Regions from separate parts of the Mus musculus genome. Here region 1 is linked to region 2. Evidence: chromatin loops called from intact Hi-C (ENCODE). Cell type or tissue: left cerebral cortex. All regions are shown on one strand.

The links. Hi-C counts contacts between places; a loop is a spot of excess contacts. Peaks named below come from ENCODE experiments on the same cell type or tissue, not always from the same donor. Only the 100,000 strongest peaks of a DNase experiment are listed, where the experiment ranks them.
Region 1: it touches region 2 in a loop (5-fold over the local background); 20 of 42 quality-filtered maps call a loop at or near these places.

What each region holds. Positions count from the first base shown.
Region 1 is chr1:33,734,799-33,742,798 of GRCm38, forward strand. Rab23 (RAB23, member RAS oncogene family) reads left to right here. Exons shown (of 8, transcript NM_008999.4): 5 at 1-60; 6 at 2,002-2,084; 7 at 3,490-3,582; 8 at 4,455-7,766. The coding sequence ends at 4,594. Among named protein-coding and RNA genes, the nearest start is that of Rab23, 19 kb to the left of the region's middle. In left cerebral cortex, a CTCF peak has its summit at 4,752 (motif pointing left); a DNase peak (open chromatin) is centred at 4,741.
Region 2 is chr1:33,666,826-33,674,825 of GRCm38, forward strand. Prim2 (DNA primase, p58 subunit) reads right to left here and starts at 2,969. Exons shown (of 14, transcript NM_008922.2): 1 at 2,799-2,969; 2 at 2,033-2,195; 3 at 220-323. The coding sequence starts at 2,186. 1700001G17Rik (RIKEN cDNA 1700001G17 gene) reads left to right here and starts at 2,999. Exons shown (of 1, transcript NR_033199.2): 1 at 2,999-3,887. In left cerebral cortex, CTCF peaks have their summits at 3,013, 3,703 and 5,844 (motif pointing right); DNase peaks (open chromatin) are centred at 2,990, 3,563 and 5,884; H3K4me3 peaks cover 1,606 bases; H3K27ac peaks cover 926 bases.

The DNA.
Region 1 (8,000 bases), 68 kb after region 2:
TATACCAACCGCACTGGTGCAAAACAAGATCGATCTGCTGGATGATTCATGCATCAAAAAGTAAGATGTCGCTCTTCTTGCCCGCCTGCCTGTCTCTCTTTCCTGTTCTCCATAGCCCTACTCCCCTAGCTTAAATCTGTATGAAAGCATTTCTCATCCTGACTTGTCCTGAAGGTCTTTCTGTGGCAGACTTTAAAATCTGCTGCCGCAGGGGACCGTAGGTGGACTGACATGCTTCTCCTACCCCATGTGCACAACTAGATTCCAGCCCCCTGGAGGCTGAGATAGGGCTACCCAGGTTCTGGGCCAGCCTGGGCTACATAGGAAGGGCCAATTTTTAAAAAATAAATTAAAAAAGGGGAAGGAAGGGAGCAAAGCTTCTCTGGGTGTTTTAATGTTTGTAGGAAGTGGATCTCTGTATGGATAGCATTGAGCAAGTTTTGAATTCTCAGAAGTGTTAGCTCAATTTAGAAAGTTAAGTGTGCAGGAGAGAGGGAGGGGGAGGATGTTATTTGAGGCAGGGTTTCTCATCAACATGGAGACCACTGCTAGCCTTAAAAAAAAAAAAACAAAAACAAAACCAACAAGGCTTGTGATTAGCAAGCCCCCATGACCCTCCTGGCTCCATACCCCGACAGCTGTGGCCTCTGAGGTGTGTATGAGACCGAAGCCCATTCCTTAGCTGGATGCTTGGAGCTGGCCTAGTGGTCTGCATGGCTGTGCGGCAAGCTGTCATCTTAACCATCGAGCCATCTCTGGATTCCCTTAAACGTTTGTGGACCTTAACCATCTAGCTTTTTATCTGTACATATTTATCCTTCCTTGTTAATAATAGTTGCTAGCTTTTAAACCCTTGTCTAACTTTTCTTTCTCTCACTCTTTCTTGCCTTGCCTGTTGAGAGTGTGTGTCTGGCTCTGTGGCCCAGGCTGGGCACAAGCTCACTCCCTATCCAAGTGAACTCAGAGCCTTCCAGCCTCAGCCTCATACATGCCGGGCCTATCTTCCTGTCTGCAAGCCCGGAGGAGGGTCTGCTCTGAGGTGGCTCACGCACTCAGCCTTCTTTAGGGCTATTTGATGTTTTCATATTCTTACAAAATGGCAGCCATTGCCTCGAGAGGAACCATAATGACTTCGATGACCTCTCTGATGTCTCCACAGGCCAGCCCTGGTGTCAGGGTTGAGAGAGATACCCAGGGAATGCAAATCAGGAGTCTAGGGGTCACAGGGAGTCACCTACAGTCCCGTAAATCTACAGTCCTCATGAAAATAAAAGTCTGTTCCCAGCGTGGCCACTAATGTGCTCACTTTGGCTTTTGGCAGGAAGAAGAAGATCAGTAACTTACAGTGCACTGATTCAAATGCTGTTAAAGATAAATAGCTTCTTAGCCTGAGTGTCTGGGTCCCAGAGTAACTGAGGATTACCTTGAAACTGTGACCCTTCTGTCTACCTGTGATGTCATTCGGGCACTCATACCAACTGAGCTGTGGCCCCAGGCCCAATTTAAGATATTCTCTAGAGAAAAGTAATGTATAATTGTTATGTGACTTGTAGATACACTGTTGACTTGTGCACAACTGTTGTAAATGATGGGTGGTTATCCACAGGACAGTGCAGAGGAAGGGCCTGCTCAGGTGCTGGCCACTCAGCTTCCTTTCCATTTCAGTTAAGGGGGAGCAACGTCACGCTTCCTCTGAAAACACATTGCACCCTCCACCCGCCACCCCTTCACCCTCCACCCGCCACCCGCCACCCCTCCACCCGCCACCCGTCACCCTCCACCCGCCATCCCTCCACCCGCCACCCCTCCACCCGCCACCCGCCACCCCTCCACCCTCTGCTCCCATTACCCTTCCACACTGCCATTACCTCTCCATTCCCCCTCCCCCTCCCATGACTCCACCCCAACTCTGCCCCTCCGGGGTCACTCAGACCCAGTGGAAGGTAACTTAGGAGAATTCTCAACAGCGCCTTCCCTGCTTTGCTTTTGGTTGCTGTGCAGTGAGGAAGCGGAGGGACTGGCCAAAAGGCTAAAGCTGAGGTTCTACCGGACGTCCGTGAAGGAGGACCTCAACGTGAGTGAAGGCAAGTACTGCAGCCCAAGTCTGCGTTGTTTCCAAAGTGCTAGTTCCATCGTGCGTAGAAATTGGATTGCAAAACAAGCTGAGGACAAGATTTTCTTCCTGCCACATCATATTAACTTTGAAGGTGTTGTGTTCAGGGCTCCCTAATGAGTGAGTGATGATCGTGGTTATTTACCACTTCCTCTCCTGAGATTGTAGCGGGCTCCTCTTTGCCAACCTGTGCTTCATAAGCTCTTAACCCTAAGCTGCGTCCAGCAAGGCACCAGCAGGGAGGTGTCCAACCCTGCAGTCCAGTGGGAGGAGAGAGGGAAGGGGCGCCCACCCGTGGTTCCCCACCTTCCCCATGCCGGTGCACACTGGCATAACTGACTGAAAGACATATATATAATCTACATATTCCTCATGCATAACTTCTAGAAGTTACCAAATTGTTTTATTATTGTTCCATAGTAGAAATTCCTCCAGGCAGTAACATCTCTTCACTGTTTTCTAGTTTAAGAAAGTAAAGTTAGCCAAAAGGTGGTGGCGCACGCCTTTGATCCCAGCACTTGGGAGGCAGAGGCAAGTGAATCTTGAGTTCGAGGCCAGCCTGGTCTACAGAGTGAGTTCCAGGACAGCCAGAGAAACCCTGTGAATAAGACAAAAACAGAGAAGGTGTGATTGACGACAGTGTTGAAGATTCCCTCAGTCCGGAATCTTCATGTTTAGATTGCAGCTGCATGGTCGTTAGGGTTATTCTGTGCACTTTCTTCATCTGAAGAAAGCGAACGTGTCTTTCAAGACTGAACTACTGAAGCAGGGAAGCAGGGTGTGCTGGGTGCATGCCCATAGTCCTAGCACTTAGGAAGTACAGGCGGCAGTTCAGGCCAGCTTGGGCCTTGTCTCCAAAGCAAGAGGCTGGGTCAGGGTAGTGTGGCCATGTGTTCAGCATAATTCTGCTTCACAGACAGCAGAGGCGGGGGGGTGGGGGGTGGGGGTGGGGTGGCCTGTACAGTGCACTCGATGTTCCTCCACTGGGCACTCCACTGCACTGCACTTCTCAGGGACTGCTCAAATAATTTCTTCCTTTTTTTTTGTTTTTTAATATTTACTTATTATATGTATGTATACTGCATCTGTCTTCAGACACACCAGAAGAGGGCGTCAGGCATCAGATCTCATTATGGGTGGTTGTGAGCCACCATGTGGTTGCTGGGACTTGAACTCAGGACCTTCGTAAGAGCAGTCAGTGCTCTTAACCACTGAGCCATCTCTCCAGCACTCAAATAATTTCTAAAAGCTGAATTTTAACTAAATCGTATTCTTTTCATCTAATGTAATTTAAAATTAATTTAGAAAGTATAAATATTGCAATCTGAAAATAGACTTACTTGCATAGTCATACTGACTGTGTGTGTGTTTTCTAGTTTTTAAATATTTGGCTGAGAAACACCTACAAAAACTCAAACAACAAATAACCGAAGATCCAGAACAGACACACTCAAGTAGTAACAAGATTGGTAAGTGCGTGGTAAGAACCCAGCCTGTGCGTTGCATTGACCCGGCCCTCCATTTACTGTTGCTGCACCTATTGTGTAACCGGCTCATTTCTGTAAGAACTCTGGGTTAAGTCATGATTACTGAGCTCGGTGACTATCAGCTCTCTCTTTAAAAGGGGATTTGTTACTGATGTTGTTCGATGCTGTCTTGGCCTCAGAGGCTCGCTGGACACACTAGGCGGGCACAGTGAGGGTGCACTCCCACCTTTTGTACGCACTCCTTCCTCTCTTAGGAGCTGTGCGGTTAGAGCTGCCTTTGACCATCCTCTGGGTCTGTGGTCCCTCACGGGTACGTTTTGCTTAGGCATGCTGACAGCAAGATGAGACTAAGCTGCACAAGAGGACCTTGTCTCCAGAAACCAGAGCAAGATGATACACTGTTGTATGGCACCACTTGCCAGTATACTGCGCATCACCTGTTAGACCACAGCTTCCCACCGGCAATGACTGGCCTAGCGTCTGTTTCCTTGATGGTGCAAGGTTTTGTGTATCTTGATGCTCGGTAGTTCATGAGTTAGCAGTGCTATTGTGCACACAGTACATGTCAAGGTGCAGCTATGATAGCTTCCCCTCTCACCCACTGGTCTCTGGTGTCTGGGGTTTTAGCCTCAGGGTGCAGAGTTCCTGGAGATGGTTAGCAGCAGTCAGTATAGCAGCACTGCGTGATAGGATGCTGACCTTCCTGCTTAGGAGCGCTCTGTTCTAGTGCAGTAAGAAACAGAAACAGAAACAACAGAGGTACTGGCTTCTCTGTCCCACTTTACTATCAATGATAACACATGACAGGTGACGTGGAGGCGGATCAGTCACTGTGCTTTCCCTCATTTACACAGGTGTCTTTAATGCATCGGTCAGAAGTCACTTGGGCCAGAATTCAAGTTCCCTTAATGGTGGCGATGTCATCAACCTTAGACCTAACAAACAAAGGACCAAGAGAACCAGAAACCCTTTCAGCAGCTGTAGTGTACCCTAAACTGTTTCATGGAGGACAAAGCTGAATTGCACCGTGCAGTTAACGGCACTGTGTGCGGGCTGTCCTGCGTGTGTCGTGGGCCTCTCACCACGCTCTGAAAGCTGACATTGTAACGCTGCTCTGCTGTGCTCCTCAGAATGTAGATGGCGCCCTCTGCTGGAGAATTACTGCTCTGTGGACTCACTCTAGTTTTTTACCTTAGACGAGGCTTCTCCTGTTTTTGAACGGACACCAGTGGAAATGTCAAAAACAGGTTTTGCTGAATTTTAAATTCTGAAGACAAAAACAACATGACTAACTACATCGGTAACCATTTTACCCTGATGGACCATGAGGGATGGCAAGCATTGTTCTGACACTGGGCGTCGAGCTTTTCTGGAATGTTCAGTCTGAATGCTTAAAGAACATATGGAAGGGAAACCCGGACTATGTCAGACTGCCCTGGTGTGTGTGTTGTCAGAGGTACTCGTGCAATATCCGTGATGTGCGGACTGTGGGGGTGTGCATGCAGACTCCTGGCTCAGGCAGTAGGCCTGTGCCCTGGGAAAGGGGATGCAGATTCTAGTCAGTTCGCTCGCTCGTACAACCATTGCGTATGTTTCTGGTCTCACCTGAGGCGTCCGGACATACTTTACAGAAAGAACTTGGACCCAAGTGTGCCAAACACTACCGCTAATTTTTACACTACTTTCCTATTCAAATTTGTATTTATGACATCTTGTAGAGGCAGTTTCCTCTCCGACAGGTAGATGAAAGGAATGTAAATGTCTGACTGCTCGGGCCTGTCCCTCCTGGGATTCTCCCAGAGCCTTCTCCATAGCCACTGTAAGCAATGTGCCCGGTACACACAGCAGCCTGCAGCCACTCAGAAGGCCCTGTGGAGCGCGTGCACACCAGCTTCTGGCTGCTGACCTGAGACCAAACTCTGAACTTCCAAGCTGAAGGGGACCATCTTTGCAGAGTGATGGTCTTTGGTCCTGATCACAGATTTTCTGAAGCCCTGCAACTCTAAGGCATCCTTTTGTTTACACTCTTAGTATAGCATTTACCATTATTGCTTAAGTTTTTCTGTGGCCTTTGGTGTACGTGGACCTTATCAGGAACGATCGGTAAGAAGCGCCTGTAAAGACCCGGTATGGGAAAGAAGGGGAAACGTGTGAGCTGGGCACCAGCCTGCCTGCCAAAGAGATAATATCATGAGTTCTACTAAAAACTCATTATCCTTAATCAGTCATTTTACTTAGAAAATATCAATAACCCGTTTCCACAGTCCTGGTTTTCATGTACTTCAAAATATATAAAAGTGATATTTCTTGGAACGTGTGCTTTTCCTTTCTTTTTTTTTCTTTTTTTTACTAAAATATATAAATAGTTCCTATATTTCTCTTGTCTTTTTTTTCTTTAAAGTTTACCCTTGGCGTACCACCCATCCTGCCCAGCACAGGTTCCTGTTGCGAGCAGAGGTCGCTGAGCGCCCTCCCTCCATGGTGGTCCACATGCTTGCTTTTCCCATTGGCATCCCAAGCAGGCAGGATCATCTGTGTGGTCAGCTGTTAGCGCCCCTGGTGCAGGGTAAGGTGGGGGACTTGGATCCACACAGTGGTGCCTGCTGTGAGACGTGATTTTTTTCCTCTTCAAACACAGACTCCTCAGTTTTTACACAAAGTAAATTTGTTGGCAAATAAATTAGTTGACCCTTTTAATGGCATTGGCAGAAAATTCATTCCTTATAGAACATTGTAGCTTTATTTGTAGCCACTAAATGCATGGTAAAAAGGTGTGTGGTCTGTCTCTTTAAAACAGTGTCTGGTGATGGCTGCCGTTTCCTTAATATTTGTTAGCTTGTCTCCCCGTCCCCCTCCCTCTCCCTCTCCTGGAGCTGAGGACTGAACCCAGGTAAGTGCTCTACCACTGAGCTAAACCCCAGCCCCTTCCTTAATATTTGTAACAGAAGTTTATGTGTTTTGTTTTATCCATTTTTTATGGGAGCATTTGTTACACATTTGGTTTTTACTTTGCACCACTGTATTTTCTACCTAACTTAAAAAGGTCTAAAATCAGCCACAGGTAATATTAATTTATCAATATATTCAATTCTGAAACCCTCAAAGGTCACGTTATTGGTTTCTTCTGTGACTGTAACGTTTATGAACTCTGGGCCACCAGACCTTTGTGCTCTAAGTAACTTTTGCAGTGTCACCGGTTCTTAGTGGCGGGCACAGAGCTGTGAAGTCATTGCTATATCTAAGAGTTCCTCAGGTTTCTGCAGTCTCGGCCTAAGAAGGAGATAGTTTATAAAACAGCCCATATACATACAGCAGTTCAAATAAAAGCAGGTTGAACTGTTTCTTCTCCACTCAAGGTGACCATACACATGGAGATTTCAAATTCCAGCACTACCACAGGGAGCATGTGTGACCCCTCCACTGCCGAGTGAAGTGGGGCGGATGCTCCTGACTTGTCTTGGCAGAGCTGAGAACTCGGGTATGGCCCTCCTGTCTTTCTGAGGGTTTAGGATGGGGAGTTGGCCTTAGAACCCGATGCTGCCCCCTGAGGTGCTCTTGTAATCTGAGATGCTGCTTGCCTCTGGAGGATCCTGGTGGCTGTGGTGAGTGCCCTGGGAGCACCTCAGAGAGATGTGTGGGCTGCAGGGAGCCCACAAGGGCAGAGCTTTGGCTTCCATAGCCTTAGGTGAGCAGATGGCTTTAGTCACACTAACAGTTACGTCGAACGTGCTGTTGCTCCTAAGAGTTTCACGTATAAAGCTGAAAAATACATCATACAAATGAAGCTGTCTGCACACAGGTAAACAAAACCCCAGCAGGGTCTGAAATGCCCAGGTAGCCAGCGCCCAGATGGCAGACTGATTCGGCCAAAAGAGTCTTGGTTACTGCCACTTTTCTGTTGTCACTTGAAGTATCTATAGTAGGATGTTGATAAATGGTATTTTAAAAATAAAATCTTTGGGTCAAAGGAAAAACTTAACCCCTTCTATATTTTTGTTACTAATAAATAATGCTTTTGTAAATCCGAATAGAAAACTACTTGTATGTTTTCCTATTGAGTGGTACTTAACGCCTTTGGGGTTAATTTTAAAATGTACTACTTGATTAAAATTTCCACAAAGTTGAATTCCAATAACTCAAAAAAATAAAACATTTCAAAGCTAGAATGAATTGTGTGTGGTGTGTGTGATGTGAGCCAGCAGAGTGGGGTGGGATGCTCAAAGGAGCCAGGTGTGGGGCAGTGGGAGGCCATCCTTGGCTACAGAGTTCACCAGCATGAGAGCTTTCATTCATAAATTAGCAGATGGGACTCCCTCAAACATCAGAATATCCTAGAAACAAGTCCCACGGAGCTACTTTGAATATGAATACGCTCACCGTCTGGTCATCGGTTAGTGTCA
Region 2 (8,000 bases):
AACAGGCCAGGCGGAGAGCAGGCCTGAGGGTGGGAAACTGCTGTACTACAATCATCTAACTACATGTCAATCATCTAACTACATGTCAATCATCTAACTACATGTCAATCAGCTCAGCAGAATGTTTATCTTTATAAAAGCCTCTCCCCATAACTCAGCAATATAAACGCACACAGACTGAAGGGAGCGCTCTCCCGCCGCCGACTTCCCGTTACTTACTCTGTAGGAAAACTTGAGCTTTCGAATCTCGGCCTCCAATTTACTCTGGTATTGTTCGGTTCCTTTCACATAGCTCACACCGAGGTTCTCAATTGCTTTAAGCACTAGGGGGAAAAGATTAAAAGGAAGAAAAGTTTAAATCCAAGACAAAAGATAAATAAATCAAAGATAAAAACCTACAGAAAGCAATTCTCTAATTATTTTTTCTTAGAACATCTGACAGTATTAACAACTTTGTTTCCGCAGGTACATCACGTGAACTGTGCTTGGAAACTGATAAACTGCACCAATGTGCAGAAAATGCATGATATTCTAATCCCAGAGATGCTCAACAAGGGAAGGGAAGGGAAGGGAAGGGAACGGAAGGGAAGGGAAGGGAAGGGAAGGGAAAGGACAAATGGTGGATGATCTTTCCTGATGTACCAAGCCACCAAATGCTGAGAAGTGAAAAAGCCTGCCTGTCAGTGTGAAGACAAGGTTTGCAGTCTGGAGCTACCTTGACTGAGTACATCATAAGATAAAAAGGAGGAGGAAGAGGAGGAGGAGGAGGAGGCAGAGAGAGAGAGAGAGAGAGAGAGAGAGCCTTCCTTTCCTGATGACTACCCAGCAGTGAGAGGCACCGGGTCATCAGAAGGAGCCATCCTGAATAGAAGTCACGAATATTCAAAGGTTCCTAATGCCAGGTGCAAGCCTTCCTCACAGAAATCCCTTCAAGGAATGATGCTTCAACACCAGAAATGAATCTTCTGCACTGCCACCTAAGAACACGACCATGTTCCACATGCATCTCCACTTCCCATGCCTTCTTGCCGTACCGGCTCCCTCAGTCCTGACCTCCAACCACTCTTCATGACACCTACTTGGCATCTCTCAAGCCCTTCACTAGCACCACCACTGTTTAGGGGTCCTTGCGGTTCCATCTGACACGACGAAGCCAAGGGTTTCAACCACTAGGAAACATGTGACACTGCTAAGCCTCCTGTGCCCTTCCCCCCCTCTTGCCTTCACTACATTGGACAGTAATAAGTGCTTTCTCCTGCGTTGACAGCTCTTATCTTGCTGCTCTAAGAAAAATGAACAGTGTTTTCCCATCTCCTGATTACTCCAGCAAGAATATTCTGGAACATAAACTCTAAGAGGGCTTGTATTTGTCTCAGTTCATAGCTAGCTCCTTCATTTCTTCTCTCACACACAAAGGATAAGAGGCCTCCAGTTCAGTGGCTGCATCCTTCTCACACCTCGGTCCTGCGCATTATAATATGCCTTCAAATGTCCACACGTCTCCACTCTCCCTCAACTACTCACACCGGAAGCATAGCTCTCTTTCACAGCCGCAAGCCTTTGTAGAGACCATTATCACAGTTTGGAAAAGCCCTTCACTGCTTCTGCTGGGAAATCCCTACTGTCTGCTCATTTCTTCAGAAACCAGACCAAATTCCAACTTCTCTAGGAAACCTTCCTTAAGTAGACTAAGCTAGTTATTCTCACTTTTACACTCCAGGGGCATTAATATTTACTTCTATCAAAGCAGAAAGTAATCTGATGTATGATTTTAACTCTACACGTCTGTCTCCACATAGCAAATACAGTTTCAACATAGACCTTAATTGCATTACTCATTACAAAGTCCCTGCCACCTGGAAGCAGAGTACTCAATGTGCATACTACAGTGAAGAAGTGAATGACAAACCTTCAACAGCAAATCACCAACGGATGTTGAATGGGCTGCTGAACAAAGAGGAACTGCCTTTATTCATCGTGTGATAACTGCACTTCTCAAGGACACAAACATTGGACTTTAAATGCCACTTACATTTAACTCTGTCAAAAGCCAAGTTTTCAAACTCCGTCAACGATATGTTTTCAGTAGGCGGCTGCAGGTAAAACTGAAGGCTGTGAGGGTAACTAGCATTTCTCTGGTCACCCGCCAATCGCAGCTTCTTCCGGATCCTTCCTGAGAACTGCATCTTGACCACCTTTTGAAAGCAGTGAAATAAATTATATAAATATATATTTATATTATATATTATATAAATTATATATATATGTTATATAGTATATATTGCAATATATAGTGCTTAGGTGGCAACGCAATATATATGTTAAAATGACGGAAAAAGGCTGAGTCAATAGAGTAAATATTTATGGAAACACAAAATATTGGATGCACAGACTTTTTTAAAGGGATTATTCCTAGACCCTGCTGTGTTGTCTAGATTTTCTATACACATCTGTAATAACAGGGGCGAATGTGGGAAGGGCTCAAACTGGGGTATATGTAGACGGTGGCCCTTGTAAGCCAAAGAGTGATCACTAAGTGTTGCTGCCTGCCACCCTCAGGCATGTGCGAACCCAAGACAAGATGAGGTTTGAGGGGAGGGGGGTGTTAAATTCCTGAAATCAAGGTAAAGCAAAGTAGATTCTACCTAGATGAGAGGCTTACTTCTCGTACTTCTAACTCTGGAATCCAGCCTTTCCAGAATAGTCAAAAGTGCCTTAACTTCCCTTCCGGCCCCAGCGCCTTCCCGGGCCGCCCTCCCCGCCATCCCACCCGGAGCCTCCCTCCGACCCGACACCACCTGTCACTCGGTCCCACCAGGTCAGCTCACAAGCTTCCAACTCCACGGCTTCTCTCCGTCCCAAATAAAGCCGCAGTAGATTGTTTAACCAGCCAGCAGCCAGGCTGAAAGAAACACCCGCGCTGACAGCCGCTCTCTCCCAGTGGCGGGAGAGTTCATTTGGAACGGGAAGCGGAAGTGATGCGCAGAGGTCCCACCCCCTGGCGCCCCGCCCACCGCGGTGTGGCGCGGTAGCGACTGAAGGTAGTGCGCGTCTGGAGCGTTTTGCACGCCGACCGACTTTTTGATGCTGGTTTTGTTTTTTGTTTTGTTGACGGATGTGAGTTCTTTTGAGACCATGTCTCGCACCGAAGCCCAGGCTAACTTGGAATTGGTGGCGATCCTCCTGCCTCAACCTCCCACAAGTGCTGGGCTTAGGCTGAGCCGCAACACCCGCCCTAAGATATCTTGAATGCAAGTGATGGAGATTTTGTTGGGTTTTTTGTTTTTGTTTTCCAGAACCCCAGGTGCCCTCTCTGCGCGGAGACGCCTTTGGGCTTGGGGCTGCAGTGCAAACGGCAAACATTCCCGCGCTGCAGCCAGAGTCAGGGTAACTGAGGCTCCGGAAGCTTGCGGGCGCTTTACCGGGGGTGGCCTCCCCTCTGTCATTCCAGGAGGTGGGAAGGAGCCGCCGTGTCCGCTTTGCCCACGACACAAGGACTGTCCCTCCTCGTTGTTAGCAACGCTGCCTTCATCTTCCGGACGAGAAAAGAGCTGTAAGAATGACGTCGGTTTGCTCGTCCCCGCGCGATGCTCGCCAGGGAACACGCGAGCGAGCATAGACTTCGGGGAGCGGAGGAACCTGCAGGACTTAGCAAAAAGCGCTCCGGGACCACAGCGAGGCCAGCTAGGTGGCGTCCTAAGAGCCTGGACGGCCGCTGCGGTCTACAGTGTGTTCGAGGCGGCGTGTCCCCCTACAAAAGCCACCCACAAGCTCTGGGATGGGGCTGGGAGTGGTCGGGTTTAGAAATGCATAGTATATCCTAGTACTTTGAAGCCTCAAAGTACCCACCTAAGATAGACTAAATCGGCGGCTGTCCCTTGAAACGGAACCTGTTTATCTGTCAATTTTTATTCTCAAGCCACACAAAACAGACTCTAGTTAATTAGCCCCAATTTACACATAAAAGAACGGTGACTTCCAAAGGATTCCTGACAGGGGACTCCATTCTGCCAACCTCACTGGCCTGATTTCTTTCGTATGACAGTAGGGTACTCACTTCTCCTCTGTGGCCTATATACAATTATCATCACCAAATCCATAGACACTCCTAAAATATATTAACTGCCTTGTGTGTGTGTGTGGGGGGGGGGGGGGGCTGAAGCACAGAAGGAGAGATACCGTGATTAGAATGAGGACACCATGGAAATTTAAGTGAAATCACAAAGAATAAAAAGAAAACAAAACTAAATATCTGAATATATAAAAACATAAAGCTGGGCGTGGTGGCGCACGCCTATAATCCCACCACTTGAGAGGCTGAGGCAGGCGGATTTCTGTGTTCAAGACCAGCCTGGTCTACTGAGTGAGTTCCAGGACAGCTAGGGCTACACAGAGAAACCCTGTCTCGAAAAAAAACAAAAAAAAACAAACAAAACAAAAAAAAAAAAAAAAAAACATTAAATTGTGCAGCTAACAAAACAAAACAAAACAACAACAAAAAAAACATTAAATTGTGCAGCTAAAAAAGTCCCCAGAATTATTTTTCAGTCAGAAAGAGTATGAGTTTATTAGAGAAAATGTTAACAGGAACTGAACAATTAGCTCATAAAAGTATGAAAATGTTTATTACTACTGTCGGCAATGAAATTTTTTCCTTGCAAAATTGGCAAATATTTCACAATAAAAGAGCTCACTGTTGCCACATATGTCGTTCCCTTGAAGTCCCACCCTCATTCCTTATGATCCCCATATGGTGCCATTATTTTCTCCACACTCTGATTATAAAACAAGGTCTCACTATGTAAGCCAGGCTGGTCTGAAATGGCACGTGTAGATCTGGCTGACCTTGAACTGACAAAGAGCTGCTTCTGCCTCACCAGTGCTAGGATTTAAGGCACGTGCCACTGTGCCCGATTTATTTTTATGTTTATAACCCTCTACCACAGACTTTTCCAAACATGAACCACTAAAAAATATTGTCTTCTTTAAAAAAATGCACCTATGAGTCAGCCAATTTTGTAGTTTCAAATGATTTAAGGCTTGTTAAGAATTCCCTGGCTATTTGATTTTAAGCTTTTTTTTTTTTTTTGACAGCCACTTTGATTTCTCTTCATGTACCCCTTTATACTATTAGGGTCCAAGAATTGCTAAAGAGAGACCCTAGACTCAAATGGCATGCAAAGGTGCTTATTCTGCAGAAACTGCCAGCAAACAGCATGGCATGAATGGTCAACCATTCATCCAAATGTCAACGGCTTGAGGGGCTCATAAGCCCCCTTTGATGCAGGGCTAGGGGAATTTTCCAGAAGGGTAAGGTAACCTCTAATGTGATTGATAGGAGTCAAAGCAGTGCCATTAGGACAAGTCTGATTGGCTGCTATATTAGTTCTATTATATTTAGTGAAACCATGAAGAGTTTCAGAGACCAGCTTGGCTGCGGCCTTGTTATCTCCTCTGGCCAGGTGTCCCAGAAATGGAATCAGCTGGAGACTTATCCTCCCTAAGTCAGGGCTGTCACTGATCAACGGCCCATTGTCAGTGGCTTCCTTTGAGGAGCTTGGTTTGCTTCCCAGGGAAGTGAAAATTCTTATCCCCAAGGTGTTTGGACCTTTCAATACAATCTCTTAAACGCCTACCTTCAAAGTTAAAATATGACATAAGTAATGTCATTTTATGACTAATTCATAAAGAACTAGAAAAAATATGTTTAACCACACAAAAATCTTATTATGCCATGGAATAGCTGCCTTTACAACATACCAAAAATCTATTTTGTTTTTGTATATATATATTGGTAGGGGTGGTTTTGAGTATTTATGTGTTAAATGCATTGACAAACAGAGGCCAGAAGAGGGCATCAGATGCCCTGGGACGAGTTACAGGCTGCTGTAATTCACCAGGTGGGGGCTGGGATTGGAACCTGAGGGCTCTGGAAGAGCAGAGAGTGCTCAGGACTGCTTGAGCCATCTTTCCATCCCCCTAAAAACCTATATTTGATCTCAGAGAAGAAAATAGGCTGAGTCTATCAGCTATGCCAGCGTCGTAATTTCCTAGTATCAGGGTAGGTCACTGCACACTATATAAATTGTTTTCTGTATCCAGAGGCAATTGGAAGGTTGACATCCCTGTCCCAGCAATGATATGGACATCTCAGAGATGCTGTCAGTGAGCTCTCATACATCCATCTCATCAACAATGATGGATTAATATAATGGCCCCGGCAAAAAAGACTGAGCAAACTATGGACACTGATTTCATAAAGGGAAAAATATATATATACACAAGCACAATTTTACTTTCGCTAAACCATAAGCAGTCACAAGCAGGGACGACTGTGCCACTTCTGTAACCACAGCTCCCGGATTCCAAGAGCCTTTAATAATTATTTATGAAACGAGATTGATGAGTCCTGGAAAGATGCTGGGTTCGGCTTCACATTAAACAGATGGTTTGAATCAAATGTGACTCTAACCTAAGAAACTTCGAGCACTCATCTGAAAACTGTATACGCATTCCTTCTGGAATGACTCGGCTCCTCAGTTTATCCCAGAATAAAGCACAGAGCACCTTTTGCAGCATAATTTCCATGAATCATTGCTGAGCACCAAGCACGGAGCCGCTGCTGGACAATACCAGCTGCAGACCGTCTAACCCAGCTGGCATTCACCCGTAGTTGACGTCGTTGCCCCAGAACTATTGTGTGGTGCATTACACAGTTGAGGGTTTAGTCGCCATATTTGGTTAAGTCAGAGTGCATCCCTGTTCTTTTCCAGTTTGGGTTATGTTATCCTAAAGGGAGGATGTGCTAAGGATCTTTACCAAGAGAGCATCTGTGACCACAGCCCTTCCAGCCCTGCTCACATGGAGTCACAGGAAAAGAAGTCTTTCCAGCAGAGTGGCTGACCCATAAAAACTTGGCCACCTTCTGCTCCCTCCACCCTCCTGACTTCATTTCCTATTTCCGAGAGTTTGGCTATGGAAAAAGTCTAGAAACAACCATCCCGTTCTTTCTCCCTTGGCTTCCATCAGTGAAGGTCAAGAGAGCAGGAGAGGAAACATTCCCTTAAGAGGTACTACGGGGAGGAAGAAATGGCCTCCCAGATATAAGCACGGTTTCTTTTATTCTGGAAACATCAGAGAGCCCTACTAAGTGCCAGGCAGTGTTTTCTGACGGAAGAGCCACACACCTCTACCCTCTAGAACTTTATGGTCTAATGGGAAACGAAATAAACAAACTAACCTATGAATTAATATAAATAGCTGCCAAGCAATAAACAATTCAACCAGAGAAGGAGTATGCATAGTGTTTGGAGGAGCCTTAGAAATTCTAGATTGAGTGGCTGGGGAAGGCTGGATAAGCATGTGACTACGAAGCAACGACAGTAAGAAAAGTAAGGATTTTATCTTTGTACCTTTGAAGCGTGTACCAATGGGAAGATTGTTACAGTCTTACAACCCTGTGATATTGGAACAGGAATATTCAAGTTAACTGAGCAGAACAGAGAATCCAGAAGCAGTCCCACACCTATAAATAAGCCTACATGTGACAAATCCACTGCTCAAGTCAATGGAGCAAAGATGGACAGTTCCAAATGACACAAGGACAAATGACTGACTGTGGGAGAGCAGTTTTATTCTCTATCTCTCACTACCCACAGATACCAACTCCAGCTAGTGGAAGACCTACTCAAGAGAGACAAACTAGTAAAACTTTCAGAACAAATATAGACATGGTCTTTATACTGTTTCGCCCCCAAAGAAGTCCTTAAACAATGCATGATGTTTCAGGCACAGTTGGCAGGCACCTGTACTCTCTGCTATTTGGGAGACTAATGTAATGAGATGGCTTACACCTAAGGTCTGGAAGCCACTTGGAACAGCACAGCAAAACCACATTCAAAATGGGGGTGTGATGGTTTGTATGCTTGACCCAGGGCACTATTAGGAGTGGCACTATTAGGAGCTGTGGCCTTGTTGGAGTAGGTGTGTCACTGTGGGCG